2 separate regions of the Homo sapiens genome follow, and region 2 is linked to region 1. The links are chromatin loops, found by intact Hi-C in ENCODE. Cell type or tissue: endothelial cell of umbilical vein. All regions are shown on one strand. Links, peaks and the distances in the headings refer to the core of each region. The heading gives the core; the rest is flanking DNA. Region 1 overlaps KIAA0753. Region 2 overlaps PITPNM3 (PITPNM family member 3).

Region 1 (8,697 bases), core at 1-8,000:
TGAGTAACAGGGTTTATAGGTGTGCATGCCACCACGCCCGGCTAATTTTATGTATTTTTAGTAGAGACCGGGTTTCACCATGTTGGCCAGGCTGGTCTCAAACTCCTGACCTCAGGTGATCTGTCCATCTTGGCCTCCCAAAGTGCTGGGATGACAGGTGTGAGCCACCGCGCCTGGCCTTGTACATACCTTTAGTTGTGTTGTTTGTCTTCCAGCTTTTCAGAAGAGCTGGTAGATGAAGCTCTGGGTGCTGTGGCTGCTGAACTTCAGGATATGTGCGAAGATTATGCAGAAGCTGTGTTCACCTCAGAATTCTTAGAGGCTGCTACATAAAGGCTCTCTGAGGCGAGGCCATTTGTGTCACACTGGAGAAGGGATGGCACCACCCTTTGTTTTGGCCCACAGGAAATTTTCATCCTCAGCTGTCCATCCAGGCCCAGAAGGTGCTGCCCACTGAAAGGAAGGCAGTGCCGGGGAGGTCATCCTCACTTTGCATTTTCTTTTGTCATGGCAATGGTTCTGGAAATGTATGATGCAATGTATCACACTTATCAGTGCCCAGGCAACACAACTTGATTATGGCAATATTTTCAGAATGTGTACTTTTCCTATTGAAATACCATGTTCATTCCTCTGGCTCAGTTTGGTGATGAAAATGTTTTGAAAGATAATCGATACGTATATTTCACACAAGGATTCAGGTTGCTGTTGAACCCTTGCTGGCATTGATACCAACACAAGTGCGGCTACTAGCTGGTCCCATCACGGGGCCCCTGTTTTGCATCTTTGGCGATTTCCTGTCAGGACCTCTGGCCCTACTAGGCTGTAGACTCAGGGAGAGCACAGTCTGGCTGTGCTGCCAAACCTCTCCTCTGCTGCAGTTTATTCCAAACAGGAGCCCCCTGGCTGTCAGTGCACAATAATAGACACACATTTCTTCAACGTTCCATTCCTAGGTGATTTTCACATTTTTAGTTCCTCAGCATATTTTATTGCTGTGTGTTGACACAATCTGGTATAAAAAACTTTCTCTGGATTCAGAGGAAGTTTGAGGAATCAGGAGAGGACCAGGCCTTCTCCTGTGCCTGGGTGAAGGTACAGACCTCGCTGTGTCTCCGATGAGGTCAGAAGTGTCTCTATTTCATACCACAAAGGAACCCAAGTGGGAGTAGGGAACAGATGGATGGCGCGAAGACCTCTGTGTCTCCCCAGAGAAAGGAAGAAACTTAAGAACCATCATAGCCTGGTCCTCCAACATCTTACAGATCATGTTTTCCAAGAGAAAAGCCTGTGTTTTCAGAAACTCTGAATTCAGAAAAAGAAACGGAATGTGCGTAAGAATCAGGCCACTGCCTGGAAAGACTTTCTCTCAATTCGTAGCCTGAGGCTCAGTGAAGGAAACATGCAGAAAGAATGCCTGAGACGCCCCCAGGGAATAAGGGAACTCTTTATAACCTGTCCAGTGCCGTCATCTGGGATTTTTCTCTGAAGTACAAGAATTTCAGGTGATTTAAGCTGCTTGATCACACTTATTTGTGCAAAATTGATTTTCATTTAATGTTAATGTTTTCCTGCTTAATTTTATATAACTTCAGAATGTAAAGAGCTTCAAGGTAAATTACAGGGTGTTTAACCTGGGGAGTTAAATGTGTACACTTGAATTAATAGGAGCACCGGTTGTTGCTAGTATAAAGTAATTTGTGTGGCAGTTTGTACTGTGCTGAGTTTTTAAAATAAACCCAATATTTTAAAGTATGTGCCTATTTTAAATAACTTACATCTCCTTTTTTTCCCACAGGCAAAGTGAAATGTGATTTACAGAAACCACTGAGAATACTTTTATATGTGATATGACTATAGTGGATTATTTGCCACCCCTTCCCCCCGAGAAAAAAATTAGTGACAATAAAAGCTAACATTTATTGAGCACCTACTAGAGCATTGCTCTCCGTGCTTGCCATGTAGTAACTTATTTAATCCTCACCTCATCTCTGTGAGGTGGAGAGCATCATTGTTCCCATTGTATAGATGAATAAAACGAGGCACAGGAGGAGATAATTTGACCAAACAAACTTGGAGTTTACCTGAGCTCATCTTCCTGCCTTTCCCTATCCCCACTCGGCGTGTGCTGGGGCAGTCCCATTCTCACACTTCCTGTTGCAGCTTGTGTCCTGAAAGGCCGAGCCCAGGCTTTGCCTTGTTTCAGGATCTTCCCACTCTCTCCTGCTCCTCCCACCAGGTGGATCTGCCTTTCTCTGACTCATGTGGGTGGAGCTTCAACCAGCCCCAGTGTCCAGGTGTCAACTTTATATCCCTGGCCCATCGCAAACATCCACAGCCAGAGCATTCTCCAAAGACACAAAAATATACTGCAAGAAATAAACATTTTTCTTTGCAAATGGAAGCTAAATCCTTAGAATATAAAAGTTCCCGTTTATCGCCTCGCAGCCAGCCCAGACATCTAGAATTTTTTGTTCTTCATGAACAAGGGCTGACCGTACATCATTCTGTAATTCCCTTCAGCTTTCTCACGAACTATTCGTGTACTATTTCAGAAGCAGAAACACACGAGTTCAGTGTTTTTGTGTTGCATACGCCGTCCCCAGTGTACAGAGACATGAAAATGCACTCCGAGCGCTCCACCGGCACAGCTTGGTCACACGGGATTTCTGTCTGTTTCTGTGCTTACCTCTAGTCTGTTTAGCTCCTTGAGGGCAGGGACCCTGCCTAGCTTGTAGTTGGTGCTCAGTAAATTCTTCTGAATTAATGAAAGGTGAAGGGCAGGCTGATTGACTTTATACGGGGGGGTCTGTCACATCTCATATAGTCCACAGAAATCTATGATGTCCTTTTGTGACCCCGAGATAGAATGCCATTTGAGAACTATAATTCCATCTTGGAGGTACTGCTGCCATTGCAATTCCAGCTCAGATGGCAAGAACTTGCTTCCTTCCTCCTAGAGCAGGGCATGGGCCTCAGCCTCATGCTGCTCCTGACCTTGAGCGAGCCTTGGTCAGGGTGCTCCTGGGGACTAAGCTGGGGCGGCCCAGGGACTGGAGAAGAAGACAGAAGGATGTGCATGGGAGCCCCTTGCCTCTTGTGTTCTGTTACTATTTCAGCACTGTGGTCCCTTCTCCCTCTGCCCGCCGGAGCTGGGGTTTGGAGGAGAGATGGTGAGGAGAGAAGCGCTTTCCTCACTCCACTTCCTCCCTGGGCTCACGGTTCCTGCTTTCCTGAAGGTGGTCCGAGTGTGTTTGTGTGTGTGTGTGTTGGGGGAGTGGGGGAGGTGGAGGCATGAACTGCACTGTGGCCAGTGGGTCTGAAAGGCAGAAGGAAGGGCCTGAGGGAAGCCCCAGGGCCAACAGCAAGAGGAAGGGTCCAAGTCAGAAAGTCCCCTGTGCTCTCTGTGACAGTGTAGGTTTCCATCACGCTTCTGTGTTTCTGAGAGGAGCTCTCTTTATTTTAGCAACGTGAGACAGTAGTGAGAATTCCCTGCAGAGCCTGTAAATTCAGGGGTGTCCACATCATCATGGGCTTATGATCACCACAGAAGTGACCTTTGGGAGGGGCCAGCCTGTGAAAGGGCTCCTGGTTCTCTGGGCTCTTGAAGAGCAGCAGAAGGGCAGTGGCCTTGCCCCACTGAGCTCCATTAGTTCAGGAGCCGAGATCTCAGATCTGTTTCCACACTGGCATGTTGACTGAGTCCAATAACGTGGGCCTGGATTGGAGGGGCTTCCACCTGACATCCTGTGTACTTCCTATCAGTCCTCAGTAAGGGCCCCAGGAAATCCCAGATAGGGACCCTGGGCTGGTTGTCAGGCCCAAGTGAACTCAGGCAACAGACCCAGCAGGATCATTCCCCGACCTGGAGTGCACAGCTGGCTTCCGGAGTCAGGGCTCCCCTCCCGGTTCAGCTCCAGTGCTGGGTTCCCCTCTTGCCAGCCTGTCCAGGACCTTGCTCCACCTTCCCCAGTCTTCTCCCCAAGCCTGCACCTGCCTTCCCAGATGACCCCTTTATCCTTTATTTGCTGCTTTCCCTAGAGTCCCCTTGGCTGTTCTTGACCTCATATACCTGGAAATCCTTTCCTTGAACCAGACCTGCAGGCTTTTACTATTTTCCCTGGCTCGCTTTCCATCCATCCAACTGGACTTCTGCCTGTGGCCTGGAGTTAGGTCCATCCGTTCCCACCACTAAGGCTGCCTTCCAGCCCCCCACCTTGTCACAGCTGGCTACTCCCCTTGAGGAGTCCAAGCCACTCGCATGTGCTGTCCTCTCTCTCCCTGGTGGTGTCATTCCCCATGACACTCTGGGTCTCATAGTTTTATCTCTCCCTCCACTCATTCCAACACCTCAAAATCCTTTCTGGAGAACCTTCAAAGGTCTTACCCAGTCGTTTCTGGGGCACTTTTACCCCAAAGAGCACCCTTAAATACTATCTCAGCTGAGACCCCGTCCACCTCCATGTCCTCTAAAACCCCTTCTGGTCACTGCTGTCCCTTTGCTTTCACTGCAGCCCTCCACCCCGTCCCCTTTTACCCTCCCGACTGGGGATCTCTCCTCTTGTGTTGCTCTGCGGCCTCCTCCACCCCCACACTTCCTCTCTGCCTGCCCCGCTGAACTTAGTCATGCGTTTCCCTTCTGGTCGGCTTGGCTCCCCAGAATCTCCCACCCACACATCGTTCCTCTGTCTTCACTGTGGGTCTTGGTGAGGTCAGCCTAAGGCCTCTCACTCCTGGCCTGCAGAGCCCTGCAGAAGGTCACCGTGCCTGTGTCCCGGAAGCCCACAGCACATTCCTGCCACCTGCCACAGGGAGGCCCTCAGTGCTCCGAGATAGCTCTATCCATGCCTGGCAAGTCTTGTGGACTGGGGAGAATTCTAGGGAGACTTCCGGCTCTGAAATGCCGCGATCACGAGGGGCAGGAGCATTCAGATCCCAGACATGTCGGCTCTGCCATCTGCCCTGCAGCCCCAGTGGTCCCTAAGCCTGAGCTGAATTTGACCGAGGAAGCCCTCAGCGGACACTGATTTCTCGAGTGCATACAGGAAGCAGGGAGTCCAGGGAGCCGTGGAGATCAAACTGGCCACCAAACTTGTGCAGCCACCGTCCTGTGTGGCCCTAAAGACCTCCCGGGGGAGAGTGGCATCTCCAGGGCCAGGCTCAATAAGAGATTTGGCTTTTCTTAACCATAATTAGCCAACACATTGCTTCTGGAGAGTTACTAGAGGTCAAAAAAGTTCCCTGAATGCTTTGAACAACAGCTCACGTATTAGCTGGCACTTTACAATTTATAAAATGCATTTACATATATTCTTTCCTTACATCACTATAACCACTCCTGTTTTGTATACCAACAGTAGTTCAGCTCATTAAGAATTCGAGCCACAAGTTAAATTCCTGTGTGATTTTCATGCCTTGGTTTCCTAATAGGTGAAATGGGGATGAAAAAATAGCACCCACCCAAGGTTTTTGTGAGGATTAAGGGAAATGCCCATGAAACCACTTAGAATAACGCTGAGCAGACAGTAAGTGCTCAATAAATGTTACCTATTAGACTCCCCACTGAGAACCTCGTAAGAGGGAACCTTTCAGCTTGTCGCGCAGGCTTGGTTCCGAAGTGTGTCCCTGGCCTCCTTCCACCCATTGCACTCTCTCTCCTGCTCACAATCCTGTGTCTTTCCTTGCCTCACCTGTCACACTAGACACTCGGCAACACTTTTCCTGGCCTGGCCTTTGGCTGCTCTGAGTCACATACACATCTGGCTTCCCCCTCCAGCTGGTCCGCCTGGGCTGCCTCAGTGGACGCCCTTGCTCTAGGGCTTCCGGTGCCACCAGAAGTTTCTAAACTGGACCGCGTCCTTATGGGGTAGTTGAAGTATTAGCCCCATTTTACAGACGAAGAAACTGAGGTTTGTAGAAATTAAGGGGCTTGCTCCGTGTCATGCAGACATGGGGACAGGGCCAGAACTCAACCTGGGTCCTCTGACTTCAAGTCTAGTAGCCTTTCCATTCTGCCACACAGTTTGATCTTTCTCCCAAGTAGATGATTTTTAGATGGCTTAGGAAATCTTAGCAGATGTCAAACATAAGGGCAGTCTCCATTTTTTAAAAAATCAGCAAATATTTTCTATGGTCCCGCTCTTCGCCAGGCACAGTGGTGCTTAGTTCTGGGCATATAAAGAGGACTGAGATGTCTTGCTTCATTTTCTTTTTCTTTTCTTTTCTTTTCTTTTCTTTTTTTTTTTTTTTTTTTTTTTTGAGACAGTCTCGCTCTGTCCTCCAGGCTGGAGTGCAATGGCACAATCTCAGCTCACTGCAACCTCCGCCTCCTGGTTTCAAGTGATTCTCCTGCCTCTGCCTCCCACGTAGCTGGGATTACAGGCGCCTACTATGCCCTTGCTTCACTTTCTAACATGGCCCAGCACAGTGACCAGGTCAGAGCTGAGCTGCAGCCTCAGTTTCTAGCCACTCCATCAGGGTCTGCTTTCCTGAGCCCCTACACTCCTGCTGGGGCTGGAAACCCCGCCCACAGAGTAGCGATCACCCCACTGCTTGGGTGCTATGTCCTAGGTGCTTTATTTATATCACCTCATCTGAATCTCACACTAGCATTGAAATACAGAGTATCATCCCATTTTACAGATGAAACAGAAACCAAGCAAAGTGCAGATTTTCCCATCTGGAAAGTGGTTGTCACCGGGTCTCGTTATGGATTTGATATTCTTCCCAGCATACTGTAGTGCTGCTCCCTGGACCCTGGCATCCAGCCTGCCGCTGGCCAGGCCCCCGTCTCAGAGTCTTCTGCCAGGAGCTGGGGCTCTGCTCTGAAGGCACAAGTCAGGCAGCGGCCGCATGCTGTGCTGTGGTCTCACCTGTGGCCTTGCCCGCCTGTGCCAGCTGACTGTGAATTGGATGTGCCAGTACCAGCCCTAGCCTGGGCTGTCTCTGGGCCGGCTGTGCCCATGCAGTGCTGTTCCCCAGGTGACTTTCTGCTGCACCCAGGCCAGCCTCCACAAAGCCAGCATCCCCCGCGCTCCTGTCTAGTTTCCTCACCTGCCTCCCAAAGGCAGCATTCTCAGGCAGCCTCTCCCCACATGGTGGCAAAAATGGGCCCAGCAGCCTCAGCCTGATGTTCTCTCTATTTAGCAATCACAGCAGAAAAGAAGAGCCCGTGATCCCCAAGAGAGCAAGCCAATGCCCCTGGGTTACTGGTCTCTGCCTCTGATTGGCCCACCTTGAGTAACAAGCCCATCTCCCGTCGAATCCCTATGCTCTGATTGGTCAAATGGGAGTCATATGTCCACCCCCGGAAAAGGGGATGGATCAGCATCATCTCAGCTACAGGGACTGAACGTGGGGCAGGCAGCTCCTCCGAGGAAGATGGGGGCCCTGTTACCTGAAGCGGAGGGAGTTGACACTGGACAGGCACAAACTGCCACTGCACATATAAAAAGCAGCGCGCCTGGTCATAGACAGTTTTCAATTTGCATTACCATTCATGTAAGGTTCACTACATACTACAGAAATGCAAAGAGAGGCCGGGCGTGGTGGCTCATGCCTGTCATCTCCGCACTTTGGGAGGCCGAGGCGGATGGATTACTTGAGGTCAGGAGTTCGAGACCAGCCTGGCCAACATGGTGAAACCCCGTCTCTACTAAAAATACAAAAATTAGCCTGGCATGGTGGTGCACGCCTGTAGTCCCAGCTACTCAGGAGACTGAGGCAGGAGAATCACTTGAATCTGGGAGGCGGAGCTTGCAGTGAGTCTAGATCATGCCACTGCACTCCAGCCTGTGTGACAGAGTGAGACTCTGTCTCAAAAAAAAAAAAAAAAAAAAAGAAAAAAGAAAAAGAAAAAAAGAAAAAAGAAACACAAAGAGAGTTTAGACACAGACCTTTTCAAAGCAGAATAAAAACAAAGCAGGAGGAGAGGGAAGCTAGCGTACTGTGGTTGTACATTGCAAGGGGCGATTCACTGTTACTGAGTGAGGGTTGTGGTTTTGATGGTCTTCATGGAGGAGGTGGCTTTGAATTAGGCCTTGAAAGATAGTTGACGCTTTTCCAAAGCGTGAAGTCTTGAAAGTGGGGGACATAGGTGTGAACACAGTGCGATTAGACAGCAAAGGTGCTGGCGGTATTTACCAGAGCCGAGAGGTCCACACTGCCATCTCAGCCCTACGCAGGTGAGCAGGAGAGCACCCTGTACCCCAGGAGGCTGAATGCATTGGAGGCACTGAGGAGTGGCCTCAACAGCTCATTACTCCACCGGGCAAAGAATTTCATCCAGCTTCAAGAAGATGCTGTTGAGTAGGAATAGACAGCTTCCCCCATCCTGTCCTCCCTCCCTCCCTTTGAAAGCAAGACTTACCTCGGATTGCCCTTGCTCACGCTTTCTAATCTTTATTCTGTTTCTAAATGGGGGAGTCTACCGGGACCCCCAGGCCCTTGTCAAGTGCTCCATCTGTATTTAATCAATCCCTCCTCTGAAATCCAATCCGTCATAAATTCCAGCCGCACAATAAATGTGTAGAGAGGTCTGCAGGCATGGGCTTTTATAGTCAAAGAGAAACAGAATTGGTGCCCAAATGATTGAATGGAGAACAATGGGACTCCGAGAGAGGTGCGTGCAGGAGGGGCAAATATCGGAGGGCGAGTGGCTGTGCCTGGAGAGCCTGCTGTTCTTGGCCTGAGTGTGTG
Region 2 (8,697 bases), core at 232-8,231, 68 kb after region 1:
CACAGACCTTTCTTTTTTGAGATGGAGTCTCGCTCTGTCGCCCAGGCTGGAGTGCAGTGGTGTGATCTCAGTTCCTTGAAACCTCCACCTCCTGGGTTCAAGTGATTCTCCTGCCCCCCATGGCTAATTTTTTAAATATTTTTAGTAGAGATGGGGTTTCACTATGTTGGCCAGGTTGGTCTCAAACTCCTGACCTCATGATCCACCCACCTCGGCCTCCCTAAGTGCTGGGACTACAGGCGTGAGCCACTGTGCCTGGCCAAGCCACAGACCTTTCTTTGCAGGCTTGAGGTTATGGTTTTCTTTCTCCTGGGCTAGCCTTGTGAGCATTTGTCCTTTGCAGTCACACAAGGCTCCACACACTTGATTTTCTACTCTACTGTCGCCATCTTGAAATTTTTAATTAGTTTGAACAAAGGGACCCACATTTTCATTTTACACTGGGCCCTGAAAATTATGTAACCAGTCCTGCCTCCCTCCTTAGATCTCTCTGCCTTCTAACTTTTGGGGATGCCACACAGTTTCTGGTCTGCTAAGGACACTTCTTATTTTACAGTGCTACTAAAGATTAATTCACATAAAAATGCTTGATGTCATTTTCTAGGGATCTGGAGGAGGAGAAAAAGACTAGATCGTGTAGTCAGTTTACCATCTTTATCCAATCCTACCACGACACTTCTAAAATAGAAATCCAGTCCTATCATTCTGCCACGAAATTGGCAAGTAGGTCTTTGTTGACTGCAGTATGAAGTATAGATCCCCCAACCTGGCACCGAAGGCCATCCACAATGTGGTTCCAGCCTTCCTTCTAGCAATCATAAATTTCCAGAGTTAGTAAGTTTCCTATCACTACAGGAATCAAACAGCCCTGGGAGAGCTACCATGAGGGACATAAAGGGGCTGTCAAATTGTTGCTAAACCCAGTAATACCAAGGTTATCTCTGATTCTGATATTCATGGCTTCCTGGCCATCCCTCCCCTCCTCTTCCACCCCCACTGTCTCCTAGTCAAATGGCCAGGGGGCTGCTTGCAGAGAGATCCCTGGGCTCATGCGGAGCTCGTCAGCTTCCTGCCTTTGCCCCGGCTCTTCCCCTGACTTCATCTCTAGCTCCCACAATCCCATGCGCTGCCTCTGGGAAGCCTCCTTGATACTCCAGCCTCTCCCAGACCACTGTCCTCATGCCCAGCACAGCTGAGTTGGTCTCTTGTCTGTAGCACGGACCACTCTGCTGACAGCTGTGCTTTTCTGGGTGTGTCCCTTTCCTCCCTGTCTGAGCCCAAAGTGGTGAGGGGCTCACTGTGCACTCATACATTCCTTCCCTCACTTATGCATGCAATGCACAGGAATGGACACTTACTCTGTGTCAGACCCTGTGCTGGTCACTGCAGGGGACACACAGATGACTCAGAAGTGGACTCAGAATTGACCGGCTCCCAGACGGGGGTGGGGCAGTGACAGTCCAGTGAGCTAATTGCTCTAACAAGATGGGGAACAAGGCACAGAGGGCTGAAAGAGGAGGTAGCGCTGGAGCTGCCACATGAGGAGGTAAGGAGGCTTTGCTGGGGTTGGGACAGACCAGTGAGGGCAGAGGGAGCTGCAGGGACAAAGGTACGGAGGGAGGTGTGGGAAGCAGGGAGATTTGGAGAGTTTGTCTTGACTGAGGTTGGACAATCTATGAGGTTGTCATTCCTTAAATGACAGCTCATAGATTGTTAGTATAAATTGTCCTGGAAGAGATATAAAAACCCCAAGCATAAAAGAATAGTGAGATGACAAGATTTGTCAAGGACTAAGCGGAATTTAGCCCAGGAAGGCAAAGTTATTCAGTATGTGAAAATCAATCGATGTAACATACCATACGGATGAAATAAAAGACATGGGAAAGACGTAGAATAAAAGGTATGGGAAGAATGGAGATTTGGGGAGTTTGTCCTGTCTGAGGTTGGGGTGTGGAGCATTGGGCTGGGGGTGAGGTGTGGAGCTAGGGGGTGGTAAAAAGGGGTGGGAGGTCTTGGAAAAGAGGCAGGGGTGGAAAAGCTGGAGATGAAGGCCTTGAATGCCAGGCTGAGGAGTTAGGGGCCTTCTTGGGAGTGCCCCTGTGGATCCACTGAATGGTTTAAGCAGGGGAGCGGAGAGCCACTTTTTAGAAAGATTATTCTAGAAGCCAATGTGGAGGAGAACAGGAGGGGCCGGGGAATGAGTGCAGGGGCTTACGCTGGGCCAGGTGAAGGGTAATGAGCGTGAGTCTCAACCTGCAGCTCAGGGGAGGCTCCATGCTGGGAGTGGCCTGAGCAGGGAGGAGCATGCAGGGGAGGCTCCATGTTGGGAGTGGCCTGAGCAGGGAGGGAGCATGCAGGTCTTCGCTCCTCAGCCAGGCTTCATGAGCAAAGCCACCAGTCTGGCCCGGAGCCTGGCCAGGGCTCCCAATGCCCAGTAAGGGGAGAGCCCAGGGCAAATTCCGGCTTCAGCGGCTCCTGTCTCTGCTCCAGAGGGGCTGTTCCTGACACTTTCTGGTTTATCAGGAGAATTCCCAATTCTTTATTCTCCAAGGCCCCGTCTGTCTGAATCACTCTCTCCGCAGCCACCAACTCTCCAGTGTGATGCAGGAAGGCTCTCCTGTTTCAGAAGTTTGCCACACACTTTGCTGTTCTTGGCCACACACTTTGCTTCTCTTGCACTTGGGGAACTCATGATTTGTTGGGAGGGGATTGGAAGAAGAGTTATAAAATCACTCAGGAAACCGTTAGCGGGACTCAGAAGCATCTTCTCAGAAAAGATGATGTGGCTCAGCCTTCCAGGGCTGTGTGAGTTCAGGACAGGCAAGATTGGTGGGGCCCAGAGCCTGGGGTGCATGACAAAACTCTGCCTTCCCAGTTCCTTGTAGCCCATCCTGTCTGCAGGAGTTTCTGGCAGCTCCTCCACTTGAAACAAGCTCCAGCAGAGGCAAAGCTGTCAGGCCCATGAGCCTTGCAAAGCTCTAGGCTAAGTGGGGTCTCATTTAGGTGGCAGCTGAGCCAGCTGCACAGTTGGTTAATCACCCTCGTCCTGGGAGCCTGCTAAATCAGGAAGCCAGGTTCAAGCCGGCTCCTCCCTCGCTGGCGGTTTCCAGGGAAGATGGAGCTGGCTTGGACTGGGCAGGCAAGCCCGGCTTCCTACTGTCCGGGCGCCACACTTACCTCATCAAACAGCAGGCTTATTCCTGACCCCGTCGGTGGCCTCACCAGCCCTGGGAACCCTGGGATGCCTGGCTCAGGCTGCGCTGCAGGAGAGACGAAGCCCGAGGCAAACACCAGCCAGTCCCCAAGCCTCTGGACGCATCCTCTCTGCACCCCTTGCAAATGTCCCCTTCTCTGCTCCCGTCCTCCTCACCCCTCAGCCCCTGACTGTGGCAGCCTTTCGCTGTCCCATGCCTTCCTCCTCCAGGAAGCACTACCCAGGCTGCCTGAGCCGTCCTGGGAAGCCACTGCTCTAGGAAGCCCCCGACCAATAGGAGGCGGGGTGAAATTGTGGGAAGAGCCCTTCCCAGTATTGGGGTGTCCAAGGGACCAGATCTCAACGTTGGGGAAGTGACTTTACCTCGCTGAGGCTCAGCAGCCTTATTGCATAGGCATGGAAGCCAACGATTTCATGTGCGGGAAAGCACTAGGCAAGCCAGAAAGCACCTGCGTGCCCAGGTGCAGCCTTCAAGGCTTATGCAGCTGAGGCCGCACTCAGGGCTGGCTTTGAGGAGTCCCAGAGCTTGGTCCCGACCTCCTTTCTGACATTTTCCCTCTTCTTACCCACGTGAAGCTTGCGCACTGGCGTTTCCAGGACACTCACCTCCTGGCCTCTTGGCACCTGGGTCCCCGAGCTTCTTCCGGCCTCTGAACTCTGCATTCCCAGCAACCCCAGCTGCATCCCCAGCAACCCCAGCAACCCCAGCATTCCCAGCAACCCCAGCTGCATCCCCAGCATTCCCAGCAACCCCAGCTGCATCCCCAGCATTCCCAGCAACCCCAGCTCTCATCCTTGCCCACCTCCCCAACTTTCCCACCTCCCCACCTCTGGACATCCTGCCCAGGCTAAGTCATATTTACACCCTGGTAATGAAAGTATTGGATGGTCTGGAGAACTCATAAACTGTCTCCGTGAGTACCGACTATGGACTTGGCATGAGAATGTGGAGGTAATGACTCAGACCCGGCTCCTCCCTGCGCTGGAGTCCTCCCCTCCTCCAGGGCCTGACACATAGTAGATGCCCGAGAAATGCCAGAAGTGTCTGTGTTATAGTCAGGGCTCAGGGCCAGTGCTCCAGAGGGCTGCAGGTATTGGGTTTGCTGTTCTGAAGTCCGAATGGTGTTATCTTCAAGTCTGTGTTTTTGTGTTTTGTTTTTTTTTTTAAATGGAGTCTCACTCCGTTGCCCAGGCTGGAGTGCAGTGGCACTATCTCGGCTCACTGCTACCCCTGCCTCCTGGGTTCAAGTGATTCTCCTGCCTCAGCCTCCCTAGTAGCTGGGATTACAGGCATGCGCCACCACGCCCAGCTAATTTTTGTATTTTTAGTAGAGACGGGGTTTCACCATGTTGGCCAGGCTGGTCTCAAACTCCTGACCTCAGGTGGTCCACCCACCTTGGCCTCCCAAAGTGCTAAGTTTACAGGCGTGAGCCACCATGCCCGGCCAAGTTTGTGTTTTGTGAGTGAAGTCTGACGGGACAGTGCATATGTGTGGGGGTACTTGGTGGGCGGCTCTCACATGGTCCTGCCTCCTGCCGCCTTGAAGCCTCCTGGGATCTTGGCCTGCTGCTCTCCTGCCCTCTGGCTTCTCAGCCCCACCCCCACCCAGCTTTCTTCTCCTTCCCCTGCCCATGGACAGCCGCTGGCCTCCCTCCAAGCCAGAGCCTGGGAGCAGGCAGGGCTGAGGTTAGGTGCTTATACTCCACCATGTCTTGGGGCGAGGCAGCTGTCCCCACCCTGGGCTGGCAGTGCCATAGAGCATTCCAAGGGTGATTCAGAGGGAAAAAACCTCTCACTCAACTAGTGCGTTTCAGCATGGAGGTTGCAATACTCTTGTCTACCCTGGATGGGGCCAGCAGGCCTGTGGGAGGGGTGCATGCTTGGCTCAACTTTCCAACTGTCACTCACAGCATGGTTTGTTTGGCCCAGTGGCTGGCAGGAGGGGGATCCTGGGTGCTGGTGGAGCCTGTGTGTACGTGCCAAGCTAAGGAGCAGGGACCCTGGGGCCTGGGAGGGCCTGCACTCATCCCTCAAGTCTCCCTGGGCATGAGGAAATACAGTAGCAAATAGAAAACACTGGCCGGGCGCGGTGGCTCACGCCTGTAATCCCAGCCCTTTGGGAGGCCGAGGTGGGCAGATCACCAGGTCAAGAGACTGAGACCATCTTGGCCAACATGGTAAAACCCCATCTTTACTAAAAATACAAAAATTAGCCGGGTGTGGTGGCGGGTGCCTGTAGTCCCAGCTACTTGGGAGGCTGAGGCAGGAGAATCGCTTGAACCTGGGAGGCGGAGGTTACAGTGAGCCGAAATCGCACCATTGCACTCCAGCCTGGTGACAGAATGAGACTCTGTCAAAAAAAAAAAAAGAGAGAAAGGAAAAGAAAAGAATAGAAAGGAAGGAAGGAAGGAGAGAAAGAAAGAAAACACCATAACAGGTTTTAGAGCATCCTCAGGGAAAAGGAAAAATGTTATATTTTAGTACCTTTAGCAACATTTTTTTTTTCTGTTTGAACAAGGGACCCGGCATTTCCTTTTTGCATGAGGCCTTCCTCATTATGCAGCTGGTTTTGGTGGAGTATGATAGAAAAAGCAGGAGGTTTGGATTTGGAAGAGTCTGCAAGCTCCTTCACCTCTTCAGGCCTTGGTTTTCTTATCTGTAAATGGGCTTCCTGCCTTCCTTCCTTCTTATCTGTAAATGGGACCATGCTCTCTCACACCCCCGCTTTGCCTTGAACTTGGCATTCCATAAACATGATCTTGCTGGCTGCTTGGAATGCCATGCCCTTTCCTCTACTGTCAAAACTGAAATCTCTGCTCTGGCACAAGCTTCCTTGGAGTCCTCAGTCAGAATGAATCTTTCCCTCCCCGTCTCTCCCCGCCGGTCTCGCCTCTCATTGCAGTTAGCCGTGTGCTTCTCTGCACAGAGGTGTTCTTGCTCCTCACTCACTCTGACTTCCTCATCTCTGTATCCTCCATGGCCCCTAGCATGGGGCTTGGCCCATAGAAGGCGTTTTTTGAATGCATGTCTTATGTCTTAATTTCTCTGCTAGGCCCCAGCTCTGCTGGGTGGTCAAAGTTGACTTCTTAGGGACGCCAGAGTTTCATGGGCCTTAGCTGGTGCTCAGACATGGTGCTGGTCTTCGCTCCCTGACCTGTGTATTGGATACTGGGTCATTCCTTGTTTCTGTCCACATCTGTGCTGCTGTTGCACCTGGGAAACAGTCTGCGTCCATCCTATTGTGCTGTGTGGGGACTGCTCTATGACGGTGTCCAGGTCTCTGTTCTCTATCTGGGCCCCTCTTGGGCCTAGGCTTTGTCACGGCCCCTAGGTCTAGGGAGTGCTGTGAGCTGGCATCTAGCATTAACCATTGATTGTCTCTATCTGGCTGCACCTGGGATCATGATGAAGACAAAAGGGACAAGGTCTTGAATCAATGGTTAGAAGTAAACAAGTAAATAAAACAAGAATCAGAGCCATCCTCACTTATTGAACACCTGTTTTGTGCCTGACTGTGTTCTGAAGGCTTTACATATATATATATATATATATTTTATTTGTCTTCTTTTTTGGAGACGGAGTCTCATTCTGTCACCCAGGCTGGAGTGCAGTGGCGTGATCTCGGCTCACTGCAACCTCCACCTCCTGGGTTCAAGCAATTCTCCTGCCTCAGCCTCCCGAGTAGCTTCGGGATTATAGATATGCGCCACCACGCCTGGCTAGTTTTTGTATTTTAGTAGAGACAGGGTTCCACCATGTTGGCCAGGCTGGTCTCAAACCCCTGACCTCAGGTGATCCGCCCACCTCTGTCTCCCAAAGTGCTGGGATTACAGGCATGAGCCACCGTGCCTAGCCGGCTTTACATATATTAATCATTTAATATCCACAGTAACCCTCCGAGGCAAGTACCAGTACTATCCCCATTTTATAGATTGGAAGATTGAGGCATATACAGGTTGTGTAACTTGCCCAAGGGTGCATGGTTCGTAAGTGAAGAAGCTGGCATTTGAATCCAGGTATCCAATTATAATGCAGTGTCACTCAAGGGCTTTCAGGACCTGGAGGTTCTTAGCGAGCACTGGATCCGTGCTATCTTGTAGGAATGAACCCAGAGAGGGAGAGTGCTGTGCCTTACATCACACAGCAGGCCAGAGGGAGCCTAAAATGGAGTCAGCCTCCAGATTCCAGCTGGACACTCTTCCCATTGTTTACCCCTGCCTGCTTTTGAGAGAGCCCGGGGGCCATGACCCCAGGATTCAGGGGACGTGGGCCATGAAGATGGCCCTGGCAGGCAGAGGGCTACAGAAACAGGGTGATGGATTCTAATGAATCCATCTGGAGAACACCTGGAGAAGTTCATTCTGATGAACACCTGGAGAAGTTTCATGTGAGAGGCAGGCACGGGGTTGTGAGAGGCAGGCATGGGGTCAGGAGAGGAGTCATCTACCAGGCCCTGGAGTGTGGGCTGTGGAGATGGAGGAGGTTCTTAGACTGGAGTTGCCCTTCAGTTCTGTAGGGGAAGAAATGAGGTAGCTTTGCATGGGGAAGGATTCTCGAGTCCCTTGGGGAGACCAGGAGGTGACTTCGCTTTCTGCCTTGGAAACCTTCCTCAGAGACCTGGGGCCCTAGAGGAAGCCACAGACACATTTTGGGAGGGGCCGCAGACTTCTAGGGAAGCTTTGGTCATGGGGAGTGTGCAGTGTTTGGGAGTGGCCACAGAAGACGTCTGGGGGGCAGTGGGATATGCAGATCCAGAGCTAAGGGGAGAGGCCTGGGCCAGAGGCAGAGCCCTGGCAGTGGTTTGTGGGCTTGGAGTTCAGTGTGGACCCTCAGAGGAGAGAGTGAGTATAGAGAGGCAGGCAGCTCCTGGGAAGCCGCTGCTTTATAGAGGAGGGAGGAGAGGAGGAGCTGGAGGACAAGACAGAGGTGAAAACGCCTGAGGAGGCAGAGGAGCCAGGCCGTACTCTCCCCAGAAATGGCATCAGGTGTGGCATGAAGGGCCAAGGGCTAGGTCAGGTCAGGGCAGAGCAGGGCATGAAGTGGTAGGAGATACTTCTGCCCATCCCAAGCTCTAGAGTGAGGGTCAGAGGCAGCTCCAAGCAGCCTCCCTGGGAAACACAGTGCCTGGCAACAGTGTCAAGGATCTGCTCATGTTTCTTTTCTTTTTCTGCAGGAGAAGGGACCGCGCCGTGCACATCCAGCATCCTCCAGGAGAAGCAGCGTGAGTCAAGCCTGACCCTGTGGGGTCATTTCTTCCCCTTGGATGGGTGCAAGCTCATTGAGCCTGGGTCCCCTCTCATCCACTCAGAGCCTGAAAGGATGGCAGGATCCCTGCCATCTTGCCTGCAGGCAGTACCGGAGGGCCTGGGGTCACTCAGCCTGAGTTTGGGCCCTCTCTAACCCATGAACTGAGCCTCCTCGGGTTCCTGAGTTCCTATCACTGGGCAGCTCAGGCCAGCTCATGTCCCCCTCTCTGGGGACT

The links. Hi-C counts contacts between places; a loop is a spot of excess contacts. Peaks named below come from ENCODE experiments on the same cell type or tissue, not always from the same donor. Only the 100,000 strongest peaks of a DNase experiment are listed, where the experiment ranks them.
Region 2: it touches region 1 in a loop (2.3-fold over the local background); 2 of 110 quality-filtered maps call a loop at or near these places.

What each region holds. Positions count from the first base shown.
Region 1 is chr17:6,571,383-6,580,079 of GRCh38, reverse strand. KIAA0753 reads left to right here. Exons shown (of 19, transcript NM_014804.3): 19 at 216-1,933. The coding sequence ends at 333. Among named protein-coding and RNA genes, the nearest start is that of PITPNM3, 19 kb to the right of the region's middle. In endothelial cell of umbilical vein, for the core only: no CTCF peak of the experiment used is centred there; a DNase peak (open chromatin) is centred at 4,679; H3K27ac peaks cover 514 bases.
Region 2 is chr17:6,503,266-6,511,962 of GRCh38, reverse strand. It overlaps PITPNM3 (PITPNM family member 3), which reads left to right. Exons shown (of 20, transcript NM_031220.4): 4 at 8,389-8,436. Among named protein-coding and RNA genes, the nearest start is that of PITPNM3, 49 kb to the left of the region's middle. In endothelial cell of umbilical vein, for the core only: no CTCF peak of the experiment used is centred there; DNase peaks (open chromatin) are centred at 4,192 and 5,952; H3K27ac peaks cover 1,117 bases.